Regions from separate parts of the Mus musculus genome. Here regions 1 and 3 are each linked to region 2. A link is a loop called in an ENCODE intact Hi-C map of the cell type or tissue named here. Cell type or tissue: heart. All regions are shown on one strand. Links, peaks and the distances in the headings refer to the core of each region. The heading gives the core; the rest is flanking DNA.

Region 1 (8,319 bases), core at 88-8,087, 570 kb before region 2:
AAAATAAATTAATTTAAAACAAATAAATAAGAGGCTCTTGGTTCAAGAAGCACCTACATGTTCTGAGCCACTTGCCTTTGTCATAGGAAATTAAACCAACTTCAAGAACAGCAAACTTTCTCCCTACTGTTCAGTCAATGACCAAACAATCTATTCCACAAGCACTGACTTAAAAATTTGTTCAGAACTTGGCAAACCCAGCTGAAACCACCTAAAACACTGAATATTGCCATTGACACAGAACAAATTGTCAGCCTCTCTTCTAAGGAACATTGCCATGTTCTTGCTTATTATATTACGCAATGGAAAAACATATCCAGGGGAGGCATATTTTAATTCCTAGGAGCAGCCTAACTACATAAAAAAGTACCATTCTCTCTTAATCCAGTTAAACCTGTTTGCTGTCTTCTGTTTTAAAGCCATGTCACAGGCTAATCACTCACCATTGTAAGAAAATGCAAAGCAGTTCACATCCTGTGAGCTTGGCAATAAAACCCGTCTGAAGCAATATACATCTCTTAAACAATTCATCAAGCCTAAAAGGGGGCCAGATGATGTTTAAACTTAAAAAAAAAATGTTCTTGGGCTTAGATTTAAAAAACATGAATTCATTGCAAGTGATAAGCCTTGAAAAACAACCTAGACCCCTGGAACAGACACAGATGTCACATAGTGGTTCTCCAATGCTGCTAGACACCCACTTAATCTCTTCCCAAGTGCATCCTTGTGTCATCGGGACTTTTACCTCATCACTTATTTTTACATATAACATACATCCATTCACTGTCCAATCGAGAAATCCAGGTTTAGCATGATACAAAAGTGTTTGTCATTGTTGTGATTATAAAAAGAGAAAGATAAAACAGCAACCAGCAGTTTGGGAAAAAAATCTTAACCAACCCTATATCCAATAGAGGACTAATATCCAATACATACAAAGAACTCAAGAAATTAGACTCCAGAAAATCAAATAAATCCTAATTTATAATTTATAATTTATAGGATTTTTATAATCCTAATAAAAATGGGGTACAGAGCTAAACAAAGAATTCTCAACTGAGGACTACCGAATTCAGCTATTAAAAATGATGAATTCACAAAGTTCTTAGGCAAATAGAACTAAAAAATATCTTCAGTGAGGTAACCCAATCACAAAAGAACACACAAGGTATGTACTCACTGATAAGTGGATATTAGCCCAAAATCTCAGAATATCCAAGATACAATTCATAGACCACATGAAGGTCAAGAAGGAAGACCTTAGTGTGAATACTTCAGTCCTTCTTAGAAGAGGGAACAAAATACTCATGGGAGGAGATACAGAGACAAAGTTTGGAGCAGAAACTGAAGGAAAGGCCATCAAGTTACTGTCTCACCTGGGGATTCAACCCATATACAGTTATTAAACTCAGACACTATTGTGGATGCCAACAACTGCTTGCTGACAGGAACCTGAAATAGCTGTCTCCTGAGAGGATCTGCCAGTGCCTGACAAATACAGAAGTGGATGATCACAGTCATCCATTGGACTGAGCACAGGGTCTTCAATGGAGGAGCTATAGAAAGGACCCAAGGAGCTGAAGGGGTTTGCAGCCCCATAGGAGGAACATCAATATGAGACTAAACCACCAACCAAAGAGTACACATGGAGTACACACTCAAGGCTCCAGCCACTTATGTAGCAGAAATGGCCTTGTGGGACATCAACCTTGGTCTTGTGACGGCTCAATGCTTCAGTGAAGGAGAATGCTAGTACAGAGAAGCAGGAGTGGGTGGGTTAGTGAGCAGGGGGAGAAAGGATGGGATGGGGGGTTTTCAGAGGGGAAATAAGGGAAGAGGATAAAAATTTAAATGTAAATAAAGAAAATATCTAACAATTTAAAAAAAGAAAGAAATTAGCAAGAAAAAAGAGAGAAAGAAATATTACGATATGTTCTGTAGGTTGCGGTAATGTATGGGGGAAGGAGGTTCCTTAGTGGGCCCATGCCAAGGCATCCCTTCCTCATGAAGGACCAGTCACATGATGGCATAGTATAGAATAGAGTTTACTCATGGCATGAGGAGGGGAGTTAAGAGAGTGTAGAGGCAGAGAAAGGCCGAGAGAAGGAGAGAGTAGAGAAGTAGAGGCTGATCATTACTACGTGGAAAGAGAGAGAAGGGAATGTGGAGAGAGGGGGAATAAGGGGGTAAGAGACAATAGAGAGGCAAGAGTAAGAGCAAGAGGAGGGGACAAGTAGCCCCTTTTATAGTAGCCAGGCCAACCTGTGTTTATGTGTGCTTATGTCTGTGTGTTTATGTCTCATTCCAACCCCTTGGGTCTTTAACATCCAGACCTAGCACCTACAACAGCCTCCCTTCTGTCACTTCTTCTCCCCCAAGGCCGTGCCAGGACTCCACCTCTTCCCTGTGGTAGCTTCATAGTCACAGATGTGTGCTAGTCCAGATGTGGAGCTGAGGAGTACAGAGTATAAATACACTGTGCAGGTGAGTTTTGATCAACAGGTTGTGGAAGCTAATTAAATCATTTCCCTTTCTAGTCTGAAGAAACCATTGAGAAACTGTAGTGATGTCTCCTTCATCATGAAGGACAGCAATCTCAGACCACTGTGTTTGCTTGTTCTCCCTCTCTGCCTCACTCCACTCCTTTCTCCTTCCTCTTCCTTGGGATTCACTCCTTAAAATTATGTTATTAAAAATAAAGCATTGGGCTGGAGAGATGGCTCAGCAGTCTAAAGCACTGACTGTTCTTCCAGAGGTCCTAAGTTCAAGTTCAAGCAACCACATGTGGCTCACAACCGTCTATAAGAGGATCTAGTGCTTTCCTCTGGTGTGTCTGAAGACAGCTACAGTGCACTTATATACATAAAGTAAATAAATAATTCTTTAAAAAATTATGAAGTATTTGTTTTGCTTCTTGTAGTATAAGAGTAAGATATACACAAAACCACATGCACACATGCATACACACACAACACCCCCCCATATACATGCATAGATACACACCGAAAGAGACATCTATGCACACAAATATGTACATGCTTGCATACACACAGATATAATGATATGTACAGATGCATGCATACACACACATATAAACACACTTGGTTTTCAGAGACATGACCAATTTTGTGCAAATGACTACAAAACAAGCAACGCAAAAATAAAAGCAAAGAAAACAAGACAATTAAAAGCATTCTATCACCCAGAAGTTGTTACCATTCTTATTTTCTATGTTACTGGATATAGTGGCAAGAATTTGCTGCATGATTTTTTTAACTGACCTTTAAAGGACACACATCATCTCACCTCCTCCTGACTAGGAGTTAGGGAGACCAGTGTTGTAGTGTGAAGTGCATTAAGGAGTGAGCTCACTTCTTCCTCTTACACCCCTTTAGAGTTCACAGAGCACACTCCACACCCAAATGCTGGCATTTCAGCCAGAGGGCTTAGTAAAGACAGAGATAAGTTCTATAGCAAAATATTATGGGCTTTTCAGAACAGATCACACTGAGTGGACTGTAGCTTTTGCATATGTATAGACCTAACTACGTTTAGGCACTCTGTCAGTTTTTTAGAGTTGCAATACTCAAACTTGTTTTTCACAAAGATAGCAGACAGATTTTCCTCAAAGCCAACTTAGCAAATGTATAAGAAATAACATCTTCTGAGTTTATTGCTACAAAATCACAAGGAGCCAAAAGTTTGATCAATGAGGTTAGGAATCCAGGTATAATCCTAACAGAAATCGTCAGGACTTGAATGCTCATTGTTTCATTGTGGGGCTACAAGCAAGTGGTTGCTTACTTTTGGTTACTTTGAAGAGCACTTGTCTTGGCCCATTGTTTGGGAATTAAATACAGTTCTCAGGGGGGCAATATCCGATGTGATGATTAAGTCTTCAAACCAAACATTCAGTGCTTAGTTAATCCACCATGTCCTCAAACCCTATTTCTGAGGGTGGTTTTGGTGAACAGAAGGCAGGGAAGGAACTAAACTTGCCTTGGACTTCTAGGCATGACTTCATTCTGAACCATCTGAAGAGGGCACTGTTACCTGGTAATTCTTTTACTTTTCTTTCTTCAGCTCTTTCCCAGCTTTCCCTCCAAGGAGTTGTCCTGAAAGAGAAGCCCCTCCTCCCTCAGTCTCACATTCTTAGAACAGACACTGTCTGCCCAACTCAGTCACACAAATGTGGGACCAGCCAATCTCAACATCACCCTGCTGGAGGACCTGTTCTAAAGGCTAGTTAATACAAGAAAATATGTTAACCTAAAACAACAAAGGGGAGATTCTAGGGCCTGGCACTTAAATACATGAAAACCTCTAATCCACAGCTCTTTAAACTCTGAGATGTGACCCCATAGGATATATAAATGAATGGGGATGGCTCATAAAAATTTGGCAAAGGACAGATTTCAAGATATGCAATGACCAAAAATGAATTTAAAGTCAAAAGTGCACTGAATGTGGGTTGTCCCTGGAAACAGTCATGAGTGCTGCCACAGGTGACTTCACGACAGCCTTGGTTCTGAGCATAAAACATGCCCAGTTCGCATGACCCCAGTCAGTGGTAACAGCTCAAGGCAGTGCTGTTCCAAATACTTCAGTGCAGATTTGAAATTATTGTACATTAAGGATTGCAGTGTTTTTATTATATGTTCAAAGGGTTTTACTGTTTAATAAACATAACTGTTTAATTGCAGAAAGACAGATTTCTGTTCTCCACACTCATTCCTTACCATGCAAATATCAAACTGGTATATTTTTATATTATATTGCATTAAATATTTGATCTTAAATTTCCTTTTTGGATTACATCAAGAATTGTTGGATGAAATTTGGGTTGATATTAAGACAGAATTTCTAACACTTTCTGAAATGTTACTAAATATATTTCAGCTATTCTATAAAAAATATGCAAAGTGTTCTCTTGGACCCTTTTCTTGGTATCAACCACCTGAGATGGTTCCCACTTTCTGTGGATTCTCTAATTATGAAATTACAAAAGTCCCTTATTTAAAAAAAATGCTGGCAGCTGGAAAGAAGACTCAGAGATCTGAGTGCTCTTCCAGAGGACTCAGATTTTCTTCACAGAATCCACATGGTGCCTAACAAACATCTGTAACTCTATTTCTAGGTTGTCTAATGTTTTCTTATGATCTCTGTAGGTATTGTGCATACATGATACATAGACATACATGAAGGGCAAAACACCTACACACAAAAAAATATATTAAATAAATAATCTTATGTGTTTCCTTTGCCTTCTGTATCAGTAACAGAACATCAGCCAGAAGGAAAAAAGATCAGAGCAGGCCTTTATGGTACCTGTGGCCAAGCACTGGAAATTGGCAATGCTACTGAATACAGAAGAACAATATATGGACATCTAAGTATAACGTCTGAAAACTCCAAGGCCCACATGAATGTTCCTGGTCCTCTGCAAACCATGTCCCCATCTCCAGAACCAAAGCCATTGTTGATCTCCAGTGGTAAAAAGAATCTGATGTAAGTAGCCATCGAACTGCCCTTAATTTTCTTTAGCTTAATGATAGAAAGGGAAAATAAGACTTATCCTTATAACTTTAGCCTGTCTGCCATGTAACCTGACAATTCTTTGACCAAATCCAACAGTATATTAGAATACAGCATGATTGTGTCCCTCACCACAGATGGGAGATGGAGGACACAGTCTGCCGCTCTCTAACCAGAACCCAGCAAGAATGCTGAAGTTCAACATCTTGAGAGGCTAAGGATTTTGCTTGCTGGGCTAAGGATTTCCCACAGCAAGCAAGGGCAAAACAGGCAGACAGGACAAATGAAGCAAAGTCCTTGCTCCCAGATAAGGAGCTTGGGGTGGTCCTATCAACACTCTCTAGCCTGAGTCCCAGGCCACACATAGAAATCAGGGAGGACACAGGGAAGGCTGAGGTGCTTGTATAGCACAACACTGTCAGAGAGACACAAGGTGACGCCCGAGAGACAAAATCCGTGCCAGGAGACCTTAGTTTCATATCAGCTTTTACATTTTTGAAAATATTCCAGAATCTTACTTCTCTAGTGATGAAGGGCTTTTCCCATCTATATCTACATCCTCCATACATCTCAGGATCTTTCTCTTATGAAAACTTTAACATGTTATAAATAACTGAAGGCTGGAGAGATGGTTCAATGATGTATTAGTCAGGGTTCTCTAGAATAACAAAACTTATAGAATAAATGTGTGTGTGTGTGTGTGTGTGTGTGTGTGTGTGTGTGTGCTCGTGCACATGTGTGCACTCACAGAAGGCATATCCCAGATTAAAAGTGGATTTTCCTAGATCAGATACTCAAGATCCAGATTAAAGGTGATTTTCCCCACCTCAAATGATCTAGATTAAAACTGTGTCTTCCTATCCCAAAGATCCAGATTAGACCTGGATCTTCCTACTGCAACCCAAGCAAAAATCCCTCACAGGTGTGCCCTCCATTTTGGAGTTTTAGTTAATTCCAGATGAAGTCAAGTTGACAACCATTACAAGTGGTTTACAGCATGTATTACTTTTATGAAAAAAAACTGAGTTAAGTTCATGGCACCAACATCAGGCAGCTCAGCATCATTTGTGACTCCAGTCCAAGAGAACCAATATCCTTCCCTGGCCTTTACAGACTCAACACTCACATGCACATACCCATACCCAGACAAGCACAGATGCACATAATTAAGAAAACAACAAAAATAAACATGTAAACCAGTCACTAAATGTGTATGGATACTCTTCTGTCCTTTGTTGTCCTTTCACTATTTTTGAGACTTATAGAAAGTACAAGTGCTTGCTAACAGGAGCTTGATATAGCTGTCTCCTAAGAAGCTCTGTCAATGCTTAACAAATACTAAGTGGATGCTCACAGTCATCCATGGACTGAGCACAGGATCCTCAATGAAGGAGCTAGAGAAAGGACTCAAGGAGCTGAAGGGGTTTGCAGCCCCATAGGAGGAACAACAATATGAACCAACCAGTACACCCAGAGCTCCCAGGGACTAAACCACCAACCAAGGAATACACAAGGAGGGACTCATGGCTCCAGCTGCATATGTAGTAGAGGATGGCCTTGTAGGACATTAATGAGAGGAGAGGCCCTTGGTCTTGTGAAGGCTCGATGCCCCAGTATAGGAGAATCCCAGGACAGAGGAATGGGAGTGGGTGGTTTAGTGAGCAAGGGAAGGGGGGATGGGATAGAGGGGGATTTGGGAGGGGAAATGGGGAAAGGGAATAAAATTTGAAATGTAAATAAAGAAAATATCTAACAAAATCCTCAAAAGAAAGAGAGAGAGAGAGAGAGAGAGAGAGAGACAGGAAGGAAGGAAGGAAGGAGAGAGAGAGAGAGAGAGAGAGAGAGAGAGAGAGAGGAAGGAAGGAAGGAAGGAAGGAAGGAAGGAAGGAAGGAAGGAAGGAGAGAGAGAGAGAGTTCCAACCTCTCACACTGAGATAAGAGGAGCTAAGAGATGAGAGTTCTCAGGAGCCTGATGAGGAATTGCCATGACAACAGTGAGACAGTGGAGGAAAACAGTGCTTAATGGTGGGCCTCCTGGCTGATCCGACCTTGTCGCTACCAGGCCTGTTTGAAAAAGAAAGTGCTTTTTGGTGTGCAATAAAAAGATGCTTAAACTGTATCTCTACTGATGCTGAACAGAGCTAAAATAAATCTTACAAAGTCATCCAGAAAAAAAAAAAAAGATTTGGCATTAACCTTCAACAAATAGTATTGGGCTGCATGTGAGTACTGAGAACACTCAAAAAGAAGAGGAAGAGGTGAAGGCAGAGAAAGGAGAGAGTGAAATAAAGACCAATAAAGAATCATCTCCAAAAAATTCTGAGAACAAGATTAAATATTACTTGTTCCATGTATTTCAACATATTTAATTCAACAAAGATTATGGAGTAGCTGCTTTGTACAGGGCTGTATTTTGAGGTGTATATACACAGTTGTGGTCCACTCAATGCTAAGGACAATGTTTTCTACTTGATGGGAATTCAGACACTCTCTTCTTTTTGGAGTCTATAAGAAAGCACAGTGTTAGTAAGTAAAAATGGGAATGGGTGGGTAGGGAAGTGGGGGGGAGGGTATGGGGGACTTTTGGGATAGCATTGGAAATGTAATTGAGGAAAATATATAATAAAAATTATTTAAAAAATATTGTCTTTTCATTGAGATGTTTTCTAACTTGATGTGGAGCAAAATCATACTTACGTTTGTAGGCTCAACTGTGGGAGCCCCAGTGAGTTTGAGGTAACTATAATGTGAATAATTGGTCTGTGGAAAGTTTGCTTCTCTACA
Region 2 (8,319 bases), core at 222-8,221:
TAGTGTCAGTATGCATATGCACTCTCCAGATCAGTTACTGTCTGTAACTTAAAAATATCAAGTCAGACATTGGGATCCTCTGAAATGGTGAAAGCTCTTGTACATCTATTACATTTTGATGGTTCCAAGAGACAGAAAACTAAATTTAACCTAAGATTAACTTATCTAGTAAATCCAAAAAATATATATGAATACATGAATGTAAAAAATTACATTGCAACATTCTTTTCCTCTTGTTCATTCAGTATTTCCTATTAGTCCTGAATGTTTGATAAAAAGTTTATTCACTCATAGTGATTCTTCTATGATTGCCTTCAAGTGTTGTGTTCATAAGCAGCTCATAAGCAGTTGCTGCTCTTACACCTCTGTCTCAGTGTTGGGGGATGGGTGCTCCTTGACCTGTACTTTACCCGGGCCATAAGAAATGGGAGGAAGGGACATGAGGTATACAGTACTCGAGATCTCTTAGAGGGATGTGCAAAGGTTTGACTGCATTTTATACAGTAGTAACTGCTCATGACCTTTGACATCTTAGTTGTTGCATTGCAGTGGTACATGATCAGCATCGTCCACATCTACAATCGATGGAGGAACAGTGAGATCCGTTGTTATGTTAATGGCCAGCTGGTATCCTATGGTGACATGGCTTGGCATGTTAACACAAATGATGTAAGTTTAAATTTTTTAAACATATTTTATAGTATGGTCTCTCACTGTAATATAAATAATGACCATTTGGTAGAAACATCCAAAATTTTGTTTGAGGTTTTATTAGTTTATATAAAATTCTTAAGTTAATTTATATTTATATAATTTATATTTAATTATTTAATATAGTGTGTAGACTGTTTCAGACACATGATTTAATGATCTGGATAAAGTTAAAATAGAATGTGGTTATGTGATACACAAGGGTCAAGTCATGTAAGTGCCTCATATGCAAACACAGGTCTGGGCTTGCAGTCTGACCCAGGATAAAAAGCCTCTCAAGATTATATTGTAAAAATCTCAGCATGTCCGCTATGGTGGTGGACACTTTTAATCCCAGCAATCAGGGAGGCAGAGGCAGGTGCATCTCTGAGTTCAATACTTGCCTGGTCTACAAAGTGGGATTCAGGACAGTCAGAGCTAACCATGTCTAAAAATCAAAACTAAAGCAAAAAACCCCTCAATCTGGCTGCAGTGATGATAATTTCATGACATTAAAGGGCTCTGAAAGCAGAAGGCAGATCACATTCAGGATGCTTTGTCATGGTGGATGAGATAATTTCTTCACTTTGTATGTCTGTGTTGGAGCAGGTGACACTGGATCCTAGATAGAGAAGACATAGGGTTGAAATCTAAAGAATGCTTGCATTTATATAGTTTGCGGTTTCCCTTTCCTTCCTCCTGGCATTTTAGGGCCAAAGCAAAATGTGGTTTGTAGTACCTAAAGAATCACTAGGGCCAGTGATAGATTATTGTTCCAGAATACCTGCTTATGACAATTATGAAAAACAAACAACTAAATCTATTTATAAGTTTTGTCTGCAACTTCTCTAATCTTAATCACTTTCACAGAGCAGAGGTTGTAATGTATTCTCTTTTTCTGTTTTCTTTTAAATGATAGGACATTTTACATTGTCTCGAGTCTCTTTGTAGATCTGTGGGTGACAAGCTGTCCTGCCCAGCCAAGTTGACTTTACCTTGTTGTTTGCATGATCTGAAAGCCAAGAGTCTTGGATTTTCACTAAGAACATTTTTTAAAAGGCACAACAACAACAACAACAACAACAACAACAAATCAAATCAAATACAAATATGCACAGAAGCTGCATGGAGCACACAGAACTCTAGAAAGTTCCTGCCCGTGCCTTTATAGGGCAAACTTGCTTTACTGCCCAACAGACTCAAAGGCAAATGAAAACACAGAAATGAAATTTGGCTTCCTATCTGTTCTCTGATACTGCAGGAGGATGTAGTTTATTACTAATATACGAAGGAAGGAAGCCCCTATAGTTTTGTTGCTGACATTAGCTGAAAAGACAGTATTTAAAACAAAACAAAACAAAACCAAGATTTAAAATTCTCTGTGATAGTATTTCAAGAAACAGGGAAGCCTGGTCTTGTACACATTCTTTACGTAATAGTAATTTTTAGTTTGCACAGTTTAAATTACACATGTTGAACGATAAGTTCTTGTTTTTCTCTTCCATTCACCTTACTACTATTTTTTTTTGCTATTGTATGAAGCACAAATGGGATCTCATATTTGACAGACCTATGTAGTGATCGATTTCTCTATGACTCTGTCTAGTTTGATAGCTGAATATTAGTGTGTTTATTCAAATTAAAGTGTGGGATATCCTGTGGTGACAAGAGAGGATAGTGGTTAGTACCTACTGTCTTTGCCTTCCTTGGCTGGTGTTGAAAGGATGTAGGTGTGCCAGGCTTTCTAGATGAAAGATCCTTTAGGTGAATAATATTCGCGAGATAGTGAATCATTGTTTTTGCTTCTATATAATCCCTATGCAGAACAAACTGATTTTCTTCATTCTTGCTTATTTAGTGCAGAAAATGGGGGTTGCCTATTCATCCATATTGAGAAATGAAGTAGAATTTTAAAAAAATCTATTCCTATGGTTTTATAGTTAAGATTTGGCAAAGTCATTCTTTTGATTTATTTTCTCTCTAAATTTGATCAGTTGTGAATTATTAGCAATTTAAAATTATCTTTGCTTCAGTAAACACATTTTGTTTCTGAATTACAAAATTCAGTTATAAACAATTACACAATCTTTGTCGTTATTGCTACAATTTGAAAAGGTGGTCAGGTCTGAGGGTGTGATGGATGGTTGTGCTCTTAACTTCTATTTAACTGATTTTATTTTCTAAAACTTGTTTATTTACTTTTATTATTGAAACATTTGAAAAATACCCAAAATAGCATTTTCACTATTGTTAGTATCTTAAATGTTTCTGTTAATGAAGAAATGCATTTTAAATATTCTGTCACTACAAAATAATAACTTATTTTTTGTGACTTTTAAAAATAGAGCTATGACAAGTGCTTTCTTGGATCTTCAGAAACTGCTGATGCCAATAGGGTGTTCTGTGGCCAGCTTGGGGCTGTGTATGTGTTCAGTGAAGCTCTTAACCCAGCACAGATATTTGCAGTTCATCAATTAGGACCTGGTTATAAGGTAGGAATGACTGCATTGATATAAGTTCTCAGCAAAGGTCTTGTTGTATAACCTGCTTTCACACTACTGTATTTAGTGAGAATCTTTGTTCAATGTGGGTAATTGTCATACCAACTTTTTGATATTTACTGTGATGTTCCTTTTCATCTGCTCTTCTCTTTTTAATTATTATTTTTCATGAACTTTTCATTTTTCGGGCATGCCTTTAGTTATCAATTCTGAAAACCTTTTTATTTTTAGACATGCTTTTAGTTATCAATTCTGAAAAACAAATTTGAGTACATTGCTTATTTAAGTGGTATTTGAAATCTCAGAGTTTGAAATATGTACATTGTATTATGATCATTCAAAATGCCTTGTCCAGGACTCAACTGTTCAGAACACTTACTGTTTTTCCCAAGGTTCTGTGCTCATTTCTCATCAAACAGATAGTGGCTCACAATCATCCATAGTGGTATCTGCTGCCCTCTTTTGGTATGCTTACACCTACACATAAAATACACAAACAAGCCTTTCATCAAATGACTTGTCAAAAGGGATGCTATCTATGGATCAGAGATTTAGAAAAAGAAAGAGTGTCAAATGCTGTGTCAGACTGAGGGAATTCATTTCATACATTTGCATTTAATTGTCCCTTGCAGTGGGTAAGAATGGGGTAATAAGGGTGCTCATGTCACAAAGCCAGTGACACTGACTGATGATTCTGATCTCTATTTTGCTTTGAAATTGGTACATTTTAGGCAAGATACAGCATTCACTCCTATGAATTAGTTTTTAATGAACACACTTGGTAAGTACGGGTAGACTTTTTAAAATCACATTTGGAGTTGTACAGTTTCAGACTATTTGGAGGCGAGACAATATTATACAGTATAAATCCAAGCTGAGATGGGCATTGGTGGCGCACGCCTTTAATCTCTGAGCTTGTGAGGCAGAGACAAGTGGATCCCTGAGGTCCAGGCAAGCCTGGTCTATAGAGTGAGCTCCAGTATAGCCACTACTACACAGAGAAACTCTGTCTCAAAAAACAACAAAGGAACAATCAAACAAATCAAAGTTGACAATGTTTGAGGAGCACATGCCATAATTTAAAGTGTTGCTGCTTTTTAAAAAGTTTAATGTTTAAATTAATGGGAAGTTTGTTATGGAAGAGTAACAATAAATATTAAAATATACTTTTAAAACCTTTTTATATTCATATTTCTGTTTTATTATTTTAGTTTAGACATAGAAATAACAAAATTATTCTTTAAAAGATCTTAGTGTTCCCAGTGATTTTAATAACCAAAATACTTACAGCAGTCTTTCTGTTTTGTGTCACAGTGACATTACATGTTGCTATCTTGTATCCATTTAGTTTTATTTGTTTCACTAGGCCTAGGTAACAACTGGTTTTAGTATAGTCATTTTACCCCTTATACCACACCCCCATTCACCTTCCTTTTATTGAAAATAAATTCCTTTCTCACATAATATATCCTGAATACTGCTTCCTGTCCCTCTACTCTTCCCAGTTGCTCCCACCTCCCCTCCCTTCTGGATTCACTCCCTTTCTCACACTAGAAAACAGGCTTCTAAGAGATACTAATAAAATGAAATAAGATAAAACAATAGTTAACATCAGATTTGGAGAAGACAAACAAGGAAAAGAGCCCAAGAGAAGGCCTAACTCTCAGAGAAAGACTTGCTTCCATACTCAGGAATCCCATAAAACCACTAAATTGGAAGCCATAAGATAAGCACAAAGAATCTGGTGTTTGGGCACTATTCATGCTGGCTCAGTCCTTTTGAGCTCATAGGAGCTTTGATCTTGTTGATTGATAGGCTCTTGTTTTCTTGGTGTCTTCCATCTACTCTGGGTCTTGTATTCTTTCCTCCTCCTCTCCTGCAGGGTTCCCTGAGCTCTGAGAGGAAGGATTTGATGGAGATAGTCTATTAGGACTAAGTGTTCTAAGGTATCTCACACTCTGCATAATGTCTGACTGTGGAACACCATTTCTTTCCATTCTCTGTAGGAGGAAATTTCTCTAATGGTGGCTGAGCAAGAGACCCTGATCTATGAGTATAGCAGATTGTCATTAGCAGTTATTTTATTACTACTTTTTTTTGAAGAAGATTAATATTTGGTTTTCCCCTAGGATGCTGGTCTCTTTATATTCTCCGGTTCTCAGTCACCCAAGCAGTGTTGGGCATGATAGATTCTATATGATAGAGCATACTTTGTGACACAATTGCTCCAGCGTATCTTTCAGGCAGGACACCATTGTTGATCGGTGATTTTGTAGATGGTTTGGCATTTACATTTATCTTTTGATAGTATACAGAGTCCCTACTTGTACCAGTGATGGTAGAACACACCGGGGTGAAAGCTCTGTGTATGCAGCAGTTTACCTTCACCGTGGTCAATGAGTTTTGTGGGTGTTGTCTTCAGTAATGGGTCTTGATGTTAGTTTGTGGCAACATAAAGTTTGGCAACAGCCTGTGTTGTTTGGGAATTTCCATAGGACTCCATTGGCTAAGAACTCAATTAGATGTAAACCAATCCTGGTAGCCAAAGCTCTATTTGGTGACAAGAGATGCCTGTTGGGACTCTGTCTCCCCCATTACTTGGAGATTTTATGTAGATCACCTTCATGTATATATTTTAGGGAAGCTTCTACTACATTAGGTTTTCATAATACCCCTCAAGTGGCCTTTAATTTTAGCTGCCTCTTCACATAACCCCTCCCTCATCTCCCATTCCCCTCCCCTCTCACTGATCCTCCCATAAGTATTCATTGTATTTCTCTTTCCTAACAAGATCTACCTGACCCCTCCTTGCCCCTTTCTCTATACCTAACCTTTATAGTTCTACAGATTGTAGCTTGGTTATCATTGAATTAACAGCTAATATCCATATAAAACCAAATACATCCCATATTTGTCTTTCTTTGTCTTGAACATCTCACTCTGGATGATTATTTTCATCTACTTGTCTGCAAATCCTCCCTTTTCCTTCAACTCTTGCTCTGCCATGTATTAACTTTTCATTGGAATCTTAATATTTTTGGCTTATATGTATCTAGCCTTCTGTCTTTCTTTGCCATGACCGTAAAATATTTGTTAACTTTTCCTTTTTAAAAATCTCTCTCTGTGTGTTTCTGTGTCTCTCTGTCTCTCCTCTCTCTTTTTCTCTCTCTCTGCATGTACATATGTATACCATGTCTGTACCTGGTGCCCAAGGAGGCCCAAAGAGGTCATTGAATCCCTTGGAAATGGAATTGCAGATGTTTCTGAGCTGCTGTTTGGGTTCTGGGAACCGAAACCAGGACCCCATAAACAAATGCTCTTCAGTGCTTAACCATCTTGCCACCCTGTGAAGTACCTTTTTTTTTAGCACTAGTTAAATGATATTAAATAATAGTAACAAAAAATATAAATGAAGGTGAGATGATAAATTACATTATTTTTATACCATATATTAAGTATAAACCTAGTATCACTATTATAATTTCAGAATTAATAGGAACACCTTCACAACACATGAGAGAAAGAGCAAGATCTAAATATTAAGTAGTTCTTCCTCTAAGAAAGGAGCCAGCATTGTGTTGAGCAGCTTTGTAAATTAGAAATTTATCATTTTGTTCTTTCTTGACATTTTTTTAAATATATAACAGAGGTAAAAATAAGTAGAAATCCCAAGCCACTGAATTCCTCTACAACTAGTTTCCTAATATAGGGTGTGGTGTACCTACACCAAAGTCTGACATTTATACAAGAAATATCTCTAATTGTGGGCAAGGAATGAGAAACTATCATACTGAGTTATGAAAGTCTGTGTACATCTGAGCCTTTTCAAATGGAGATTATAAATTTATGAGTACAAATGAATTGTCTTAATTCAAAATACAAAGTACACCTATTACTCAACAGTTTGTATATTCAAAACTCTTTTTTTTTAATTTTTTATTAGGTATTTAGCTCATTTACATTTCCAATGCTATACCAAAAGTCCCCCATACCCACCCACCCCCACTCCCCTACCCACCCACTCCCCCTTTTTGGCCCTGGCGTTCCCTTGTACTGGGGCATATAAATTTTGAGTGTCCAGTGATGGCCGACTAGGCCATCTTTTGATACATATGCAGCTAGAGTCAAGAGCTCCGGGGTACTGGTTAGTTCATAATGTTGTTCCACCTATAGGGTTGCAGATCCCTTTATCTCCTTGGGTACTTTCTCTAGCTCCTCCATTGGGAGCCATATGATCCATCCATTAGCTGACTGTGAGCATCCACTTCTGTGTTTGCTAGGCCCCGGCATAGTCTCACAAGAGACAGCTACATCTGGGTCCTTTCGATAAAATCTTGCTAGTGTATGCAATGGTGTCAGTGTTTGGATGCTGATTATGGGGTGAATCCCTGGATATGGCAGTCTCTACATGGACCATCCTTTCATCTCAGCTCCAAACTTTGTCTCTGTAACTCCTTCCAAGGGTGTTTTGTTCCCACTTCTAAGGAGGGGCATAGTGTCCACACTTCAGTCTTCATTTTTCTTGAGTTTCATGTGTTTAGGAAATTGTATCTTATATCTTGGGTATCGTAGGTTTTGGGCTAACATCCACTTATCAGTGAGTACATATTGTGTGAGTTCCTTTGTGAATGTGTTACCTCACTCAGGATGATTCCCTCCAGGTCCATCCATTTGGCTAGGAATTTCATAAATTCATTCTTTTTAATAGCTGAGTAGTACACCATTGTGTAGATGTACCACATTTTCTGTATCCATTCCTCTGTTGAGGGGCATCTGGGTTCTTTCCAGCTTTTGGCTATTATAAATAAGGCTGCTATGAACATAGTGGAGCATGTGTCCTTCTTACCAGTTGGGGCATCTTCTGGATATATGCCCAGGAGAGGTATTGCTGGATCCTCCGGTAGTACTATGTCCAATTTTCTGAGGAACCGCCAGACTGATTTCCAGAGTGGTTGTACAAGCCTGCAATCCCACCAACAATGGAGGAGTGTTCCTCTTTCTCCACATCCACGCCAGCATCTGCTGTCACCTGGTTTTTTGATCTTAGCCATTCTGACTGGTGTGAGGTGGAATCTCAGGGTTGTTTTGATTTGCATTTCCCTGATGATTAAGGATGTTGAACATTTTT
Region 3 (8,319 bases), core at 70-8,069, 1.1 Mb before region 2:
TTTTTCACTTACTGCTTTTAATGTTCTTTCTTTGTTTTGTGAATTTAGTGTTTTGATTATTGTGTGAAGGGAGGAATTTCATTTCTGTTCCAAACTATTTGGAGTTCTGTAGGCTTCTTGTATGTTCATGGGCATTTCTTCTTTAGGTTGGGGAAGTTTTCTTCTCTAATTTTGTTGAAGATAGTTACTGGCCCTTTAAGTTGGAAATCTTCCTTCTCGTCTGTACTTATTATCCTTAGGTTTGGTCTTTTCATTGTTTCCTGGATTTCCTGGATGTTTTGAGTTAGGATCTTTTTGCATTTTGCATTTTCTTTGATTGTTATATCAATGTTCTCTATGGTATCTTCTGCACCTGAGATTCTTTCTTTCATCTCTTGTATTCTGTTGGTTATGTTTGCATCAATGGCTCCTGACATCTTTCCTAGGTCTATTTCCAGAGTGGTCTCCCTTTGTGATTTCTTTATTGTTTCTACTTACATTTTTAGATCCTGGATGGTTTTGTGCAATTCTTCCACCTGCTTGGATGTGTTTTCCTGTATTTCTTTAAGGGAGTTATTTATTTTATTCTTATAGTCCTCCATCATCATCATGAAAAGTGACTTTAGATCCATATCTTGCTTTTCTGGTGTGATGGGTATACTAGACTTGCCATGGTGGGAGAGTTTGTTTCTGATGATGCCAAGTAACCTTGGTTTCAGTTGCTTCTTATGCTTGCCTCCTGCTATCTGATTATCTGAAGTGCTTGCTGCCCTCAATATATCTGATTAGAGCCTGTCCTTACTGTAATCCTGGTTCAGTCAGAACTCCGCAGAGTCCAGCAATCTCTGTTATCCTGTGATTCTGGGATCCTGTGAACCTGAGACTCAGTGTCAGAGTTCTTGGCAGTCAAGCTTCCTCTGAGACCCTGATATCCTGGTGTGACCAAACTCCTGGGATCCTGGAATCTTAAGATCCTGGGCATATTAGGGCATCTGGAAGTGGTACCTCCTCTGGGTACTGTGGGGCTGTCTGTTGTGTTAGAATCCAAGGTAGACCTGTACAGACCAGAAGAAACCTGAGCCGCTGGGCAGGCAGGGCTCCTGTGTCCCTGCTCCTGCTGGCCCCAGGCACTTCCAGTTCTGTTATGACAGATGTTGCATTCCACTTACCTGTGATCTTAAGATCCTGGGCATGCTAGGTCGTCTGGGGCATGGAGAGTCCTCTGGGGACTGTGGGACTGTCCTCCAAGTTCACGCCCAAGGTGGCCCAGAGCTGGCACTGCCTTTTATAATTAATTCAGAAACTTTTTCTATATAGGTTTTAAAATTTTCTAATTTGTTTATGTGTTAACAATTTATTCTAATATATTATTTTCCTTTTGCACAATTATTCCAGTATGAGAATGAATGAAGGGTAAAATAACTAAAGTATAGTTAATTTTAGGGTCTAATCGCTCCACATAGGTTTCTCATATTCTCTGGGCTATTTTCTTTTCCGCTTCAGCTGTTAATTTCCCTGCACTGTTTACATTTAAATCACCTTCCAGGTTTTGAATCAAATTACTTAACTTTTGAGTAATTAATCTAATAGGAGGGTATCACCAGTTAGTATTTCCCAATAACTTTAAAAAAATCTCTAATAGTTTGTAATTTATCTCTTCTGATCTGATTGTTTTGTTGAAATTGTTTGTGGACTCAGCTTAAATCCTAAATAGTTTATAGAATTTTCTTTCTGTATTTTTTCAGGTGCAATCTGTAGCACTCAGTAAGGTAACAACCTTTCTTGTTTCAGTGTACATTTTTTCCTAACAAAATATCACCCATGTAATGGTAAATAATACACTGAGGAAATCATTTACAAATTATTTTTAGTGGTTGTTTCACAAGATATTGACTCTGGGTAGATAGAAGGTAAAGGAATTCAAAGCTGTGAGGAACTCATAGGCTGAATTACTCTATTTACAGCTCTTAAATCTGTTAACACTCTCCATTGTCCAGATTTCTTTTTTATTTCAAATACAGGAGAATTTCAAGGACTAGTAGACTCCTCAATATGTCCAATTGTTCTTGCACCAGATGCTCAAGTGACTGTAATTTTTCTTTTGTTAAGGGCTACTGCTCTGCCTCTATATAGGCATATTGGTTAGCCATTTTAAAAGCAAGGCTATTGGCATATTATTAGCAGTGGCCTCTAGTCTAAATTTGCAAAGCCAATTCATGTTTTGTTCTGTCTATTGACAACCTATATAACCTATAATTATCCTTGATAATTTTTGTAATAACTTTTTCAGGACTATAAACCATTTAAAACACCATTTCATGGGCTGTTTCTGAAATTGAAGGAATATTAATTTGAGTTCCCTATTATTCTAATAAACCCCTTCCCCATAGGTTTATGGTTATGTCAGCCACATACAATTTTAACTTTTCTACTTGGCCTTCTGGCCTTAAACATTTAATCCAAACAACACTGCTTCACATGAGATGTGTTCCAAAATCTATAAACTGAGTGGAGACATCTCGAAATGGCCAATTTTGATTCCACGGTTTTTCAGAAATTATAAACACAGTAACCCCAGTGTCCATCAAACCTTTAATTTCAACATCATTTACCATTAACCTTAATTTTGGTCTTTCATTAATAATGATAGTTTGCCAAAATACTTTCCTCCCAGTACTTCTAAATCTTCTTGTCATATTTATTGAAGCTGCTTTACCTTTGTGATATGGAAGTAATGATAATTGAGCAGTCCTATCACTTGGCTATAGTTGTATAGTTTTCTTAACATAAGCCATGATTTAGTTTCACATTGATAATCTTCATCTATTAGTTCTGCCTGTACAATAAACCTGAGAGCTGTGAAACTACTTCCCAAAATATCCCTACTGGTTCTGTACAAAGACCATACACACCACTAGCTATTTTATAACAATTAATTTGTGGAGACAGTGTAAGATGTTTACCCACTGCTGAGTCAAAAGCAGCACTATCTGTAGCAGTAATACCATGCACTAAATCTCTAATACTGACTTTATGTTCTCTAGCCTTCTTTGTGAGCTATTTTGTTACTGACAGGATGTTGTTGGCTCATGTTGTTTGCTCTTGGGTGCTGAGTTGGGCTCTCTGAGTTGTGGTATCCTCTGGTAAAAATTTGCCTTAGACATCTCCTACTGATTGGCAGTCATTAGCCCAATGTCTGGCTTTTCCACATTTATTCCAAATTCTTGCTGTTATATTTTGATTATTTTGAAATGAGTCATTTCCTTTAGTATGCAAATTTTTACATTCTTTTTTCAAAATGTTCAAACTTCCAAAGTTAAGGCATCATGTTTTCTGAGAGTTAAGACCGTTACCTAAGGCTTGTCAAGTTAAAGTTGTATTATATGCAGCTGATATACAATATCAGCATCAGCTTTATTCCGTTAATCTAGATTGGCAAGTTGAATTTTTAATGATAGTTATTTGCATGTTCAAAAGCCAAAGATTCAAGTAGCACCTTTCTTATATCTGGATCTGCTATTGTTCTTCGCACTGCTGAAGTTAAGCTTTGCAGTAAGTCAGTGTAAGCACCTCCCGGACTTGTGATAATTTTACCAAAAGATGTAGTCATTTTTCCTGGTCCTCAACTCTATCCTATGCCCTTAAAGGCACAAAAAAAATCCCTTGTGCTATAGTGGTATCCTCAAGTTGTACCTATATGTCAGTCAGCAAATTGACCTTCACTTAAAAAACGATCCTATTATAAATATTCCTTTAGCCTGATTACATTGTTCTGTGGCCATTGATTCCTCTCTCCACCATGTAAGCCATTGTAATTGAGGACCAACTTCTAATATAGCTGTCATTAAATCCTTCCACTCTGTGGTATAATTCTATTCTGCATAGCCCGATTGTTTATTATCTGTCTCACAATGCATCTTTTAATCACCTTAAATCTGTCCCATCTATAGGTTTCCAATCAATCTGAACATAACCTTGAGGATGCTATCTGCGTGAATCTAATGCTTTGTTACTGAAAACACTTAAGGTGTTATTTTAAGACCCAGGCAATAATTCCTCCATGCTGGCACAAGGTGGCAGCAAAGATCTATGATTAAACACATCTCTTTTTTAATGAAAGGGCTCAGCTTGGTGTAACTCTTGTCCAAACACTGTTTTTGTTTTTGTCTTTTATACCTTCCCTCTTGTTTCAGGAAGTAACTTTTTCCTCCTCCATATCCTTTCTCTTGTTTTGGGAATAAACTCCTTTGTCTCAAGAGCTTTTCTACTTGTCTATTTAATATCTGAAGTTGTGCAGTAAATTCAAGGTCTTTTTCTAGGTCAATCTCATCTGCAGGAGGGGAAGGAAATTCCTCTCCTTACTTGTATCACTTCCAGTTTCTTCTGAGGTACCTTCTCATTTGTTGACAGATTAATCTGCTGTACATTGAATCTCTATATTTCTGACTTTTCATACTGTAATGGTTCTAAGACATTTGAAATTAAAGTACATAACAACTAAATATTTGTAGATATTTCATCCCCTTCTGGTGGGCCTATCTTAAAGACTTTAGCACTTGAATCCAGAAAAAATAAAATTTTATTTATTTTATTTTATTTTATTTATTATTCTTCAATAATTTATTCACTTTGCATCCCTAACATGGGAGAAGCTGGGACAGGATCCTTCTGGTTGCCATCTGCACCTAGAGTTAAGGCTGTTCCGCAGTCCTCTGTACACGGGGCCTTCCAGGAGAGAGCTGGTCTCCCAGGAGAGCTCTCACTCCTGGGCTCAGAGGTGAGATCTCCATTTTCTCTCCAATAACCGTCCAAAGCAGGACTGGCCAGGAGCACACAGGGCACAGGAACAGTGTAACAGCTGGGACAGGATTTTTCCGGTTGCAGTCTACAAACAGGAGCTAAAGCTGTTCCACAATCCTTGGTACACAGGTCCCACCAAAAGAGCTGGTCTCCCAGGAGTGCTGATGCAGACTTACAGGCCCACAGGAGGGACAAGCTCTAGCCAGAAACAGCAAGACCAACTAACACCAGAGATAATCAGATGGGAAAGCACAATAAACCAGAAAGGCAAGCACAAGAATGTTACCAACAGAAACCAAAGCTACTAGGCATCGTCAGAACCCAGTTCTCCCACCACAGCAAGTCCTGGATGCCCATACACACTGGAAAAGCAAAATTTGGATTTAAAATCAAATTTCATGATGCTGATAGAGGACTTTAAGAAGGACATAAATAACCCCCTTAAAGAAATACAGGAGAACACAGGTAAACAGGTAGAAGCCCTTAAACAGGAAACACAAAAATCCCTTAAAGAATTACAGGAAAACACAACCAAATTGGTGAAGAAATTGAATAAAATCATCCAGGATCTAAAAATGGAAGTAGAAACAACAAAGAATCCACAAAGGGAGACAACTCTGGAGATAGAAAACCTAAGAAAGAGATCAGGAGTCATAGATGCAAGCATCACGAACAGAATAAAAGAGATAGAAGAGAGAATCTCAGGTGCAGAAGATACCATAGAAAACATTGACACAACCGTCAAAGAAAATGCAAAATGCAAAAAGCTTCTAACCAAAAACATCCAGGTAACCCAGAACACAATGAGAAGACCAAACCTAAGGATGATAGGTATAGAAGAGAAAGAAGATTCTCAACTCAAAAGGCCAGGAAATATCTTCAACAAAATTATAGAAGAAAATTTCCCTAACCTAAAGAAAGACATGCCCATAAATATACAAGAAGCCTATCAGATCACCATGGACTAAGACTTCTGTAGCAACAATAACAATAGAAAACCCACATACACATGGAAGCTGAACAACAGTATACTCAATGATAACTTGATCAAGGAAAAAGTAGAGAAAGAAATTAAAGAATTTTTACACTAGCATTTTGATTGCACACTTGAAAGCTCTAGAACAAAAAGAAGCAAATAGCCAGGCGTAGTGGCGCATGCCTTTAATTCCAGCACTTGGGAGGCAGTGGCAGGCAGATTTCTGAGTTCGGGGCCAGTCTGGTCTACAAAGTGAGTTCCAGGGCAGCCAGAGCTATACAGAGAAACCCTGTCTCAAAACAAAACAAAACAAAACAAAACAAAAACAAAAACAAAAACAAAAACAAAAACAAACAAACAAACAAACAAAACAAAAAAACAAAACAACAAAAAAAGCAAATATACCAAAGAGAAGTAGACAGCAGGAAATAATCAAACTCAGGGATGAAATCAACCAAGTAGGAAAAAAAAAAGAAAGAAAGAAAAAAAATAACTATACAAAGAATCAACCAAGGCAGGAGCTGGTTCTTTGAGAAAATCAACAAGATAGATAAACCCTTAGTCAGGCTAACCTGAGAGCACAGAGACAGTATACAAATCATCAAAATTAGAAATGAAAAGGGAGACATAATAGAAGATGAGGAAATCCAAAAAAAATCACCAGATCCTACGACAAAAGCATATACTCAACAGAACTGGAAAATCTGGATGAAATGGACAATTTTCTAGATAGATACCCAGTACCAAATTAAATTAGAAACAAATAAATGATTTAAACAGTTCCATAACCCTTAAAGAAATGAAAGCAGTCATTCGTTGTATCCCCCGCTCCCCAAAAAAGTCCAGGACCAGATGGGTTTAGTGCAGCATTCTATCAGACCTTCAAAGAAGACCTAATACCAATATTCTTTAAACTATTCCACAAAGTAGAAACAGATGGAACACTACCCAATTCATTCTGATACCTAAACCACACAAAGACCCAACAAAGAAACAGAACTTTACACCAATTTCCCTTCTGAATATCGATGCAAAATACTCAATAAAATTCTTGAAAACCAAATCCAAGAACATATCAACACGATCATACAACATGATCGATTAGGCTTCATCCCAGGGATGCAAGGATGGTTCAATATATGGAAATGCATCAACATAATCCACTATATAAACAAACTCAAAGAAAAAAAAAACCACATGATCATTTAATTAGATGTTGAGAAAGCATTTGACAAAATCCAACACCCCTTCATGATAAAAGTCTTGGAAAGATCAGGAATTCAAGGTTCATACATAAACATAATAAGAGCAATATACAGCAAACTAGTAGCCAACATTAAACTAAATGGTGAGAAACTGGAAGCAATCCCACTAAAATCAGGGACTAGACAAGGCTACCCACTCTCTCCCTAGCTATTCAATATAGTACTTGAAGTTCTAGCCAGAGCAATTAGACAACAAAAGGAGATCAAAGGAATACAAATTTCGAAGGGAAGAAGTCAAAATATCACTATTTGCAGATGATATGATAGTAAACTTATGTGACCCCAAAAGTTCCACCAGAGAACTACTAAACCCAATAAACAACTTCAGCAAAGTGGCTGGATATAAAATTAACTCAAACAAATCAGTGGCCTTTCTCTACACAAAGGATAAACAGGCTGGTAAAGAAATTATGGAAACAACACCCTTCACAATAGTCATAAATAATATAAAATACCTTGGGGTGACACTAACTAAGCAAGTGAAAAATCTGTATGACAAGAACTAGAAGTCTCTGAGGAAAGAAATTTAAAAAGATATCAGAAGATGGAAAGATCTCTCATGTTCATGGATTGGCAAGATCAACATAGTAAAAATGGCCATCTTGCTGAATCAGTCTACAGATTCAATGTAACCCAATTCAATGAAACTTATAGAGGAGAAAGTGTGGAAGAACCTCGAAGATATGGGCACAGGGGGAAAATTCCTGAATAGAACAGCAATGGCTTGTGCTGTAAGATCAAGAATCGACAAATGGGACCTCATAAAATTGCAAAGCTTCTGCAAGGCAAAGGACACTGTCAAGAAGACAAAATGGCAACAAAAAGTTTGTGAAAAATCTTTACTAATCCTACATCTGATAGAGGGCTAATATCCAATATATACAAAGGATTCAAGAAGTTAGACTCCAGAGAAATAAATATCCCTATCAAAAAATGGGGCACAGAGCTAAACAAAAATTCTCAACTGAGGATTATGAAATGGCCAAGAAGCACCTAAAGAAATGTTCAATAAACTTAGGCATCAAGGAAATGCAAATCAAAACTACCCTGAAATCCACCTCACACCAGTTAAAATGGCTAAGACCAAAACTTCAGGTGACTGCTGATGCTGGCAAGAATGTGGAGAAAGAGGAACACTCCTTCATTGCTGGTGGGATTCCAAGCTGTTACTACCACTCTGAAAATCAGTTTGGCAGGTCCTCAGGAAATTGGAAATAGCACTACCTGAGGAACCAGCTATACCACTCCTGGGCATATACCAAAAAGATTCTCCAACATATAACAAAGACACATGCTTCA

Evidence for each region. A loop is a pair of places that touch in the nucleus more often than their neighbours do. Peaks named below come from ENCODE experiments on the same cell type or tissue, not always from the same donor. Only the 100,000 strongest peaks of a DNase experiment are listed, where the experiment ranks them.
Region 1: it touches region 2 in a loop (4-fold over the local background); 2 of 42 quality-filtered maps call a loop at or near these places.
Region 3: a loop joins it to region 2, with 4 times the contacts of the local background. A loop is called at or near these places in 3 of 42 quality-filtered maps.

Annotation. Positions count from the first base shown.
Region 1 is chr3:56,647,617-56,655,935 of GRCm38, reverse strand. No RefSeq gene overlaps it. Among named protein-coding and RNA genes, the nearest start is that of Gm32237, 47 kb to the left of the region's middle. In heart, for the core only: a CTCF peak has its summit at 4,028 (motif pointing right); no DNase peak of the experiment used is centred there.
Region 2 is chr3:56,074,722-56,083,040 of GRCm38, reverse strand. It overlaps Nbea (neurobeachin), which reads left to right. Exons shown (of 58, transcript NM_030595.1): 7 at 550-669; 8 at 3,036-3,182. Among named protein-coding and RNA genes, the nearest start is that of Nbea, 100 kb to the left of the region's middle. In heart, for the core only: a CTCF peak has its summit at 3,657 (motif pointing left); no DNase peak of the experiment used is centred there.
Region 3 is chr3:57,200,020-57,208,338 of GRCm38, reverse strand. No RefSeq gene overlaps it. Among named protein-coding and RNA genes, the nearest start is that of Tm4sf1, 98 kb to the left of the region's middle. In heart, for the core only: CTCF peaks have their summits at 3,844 and 4,047 (motif pointing right); no DNase peak of the experiment used is centred there.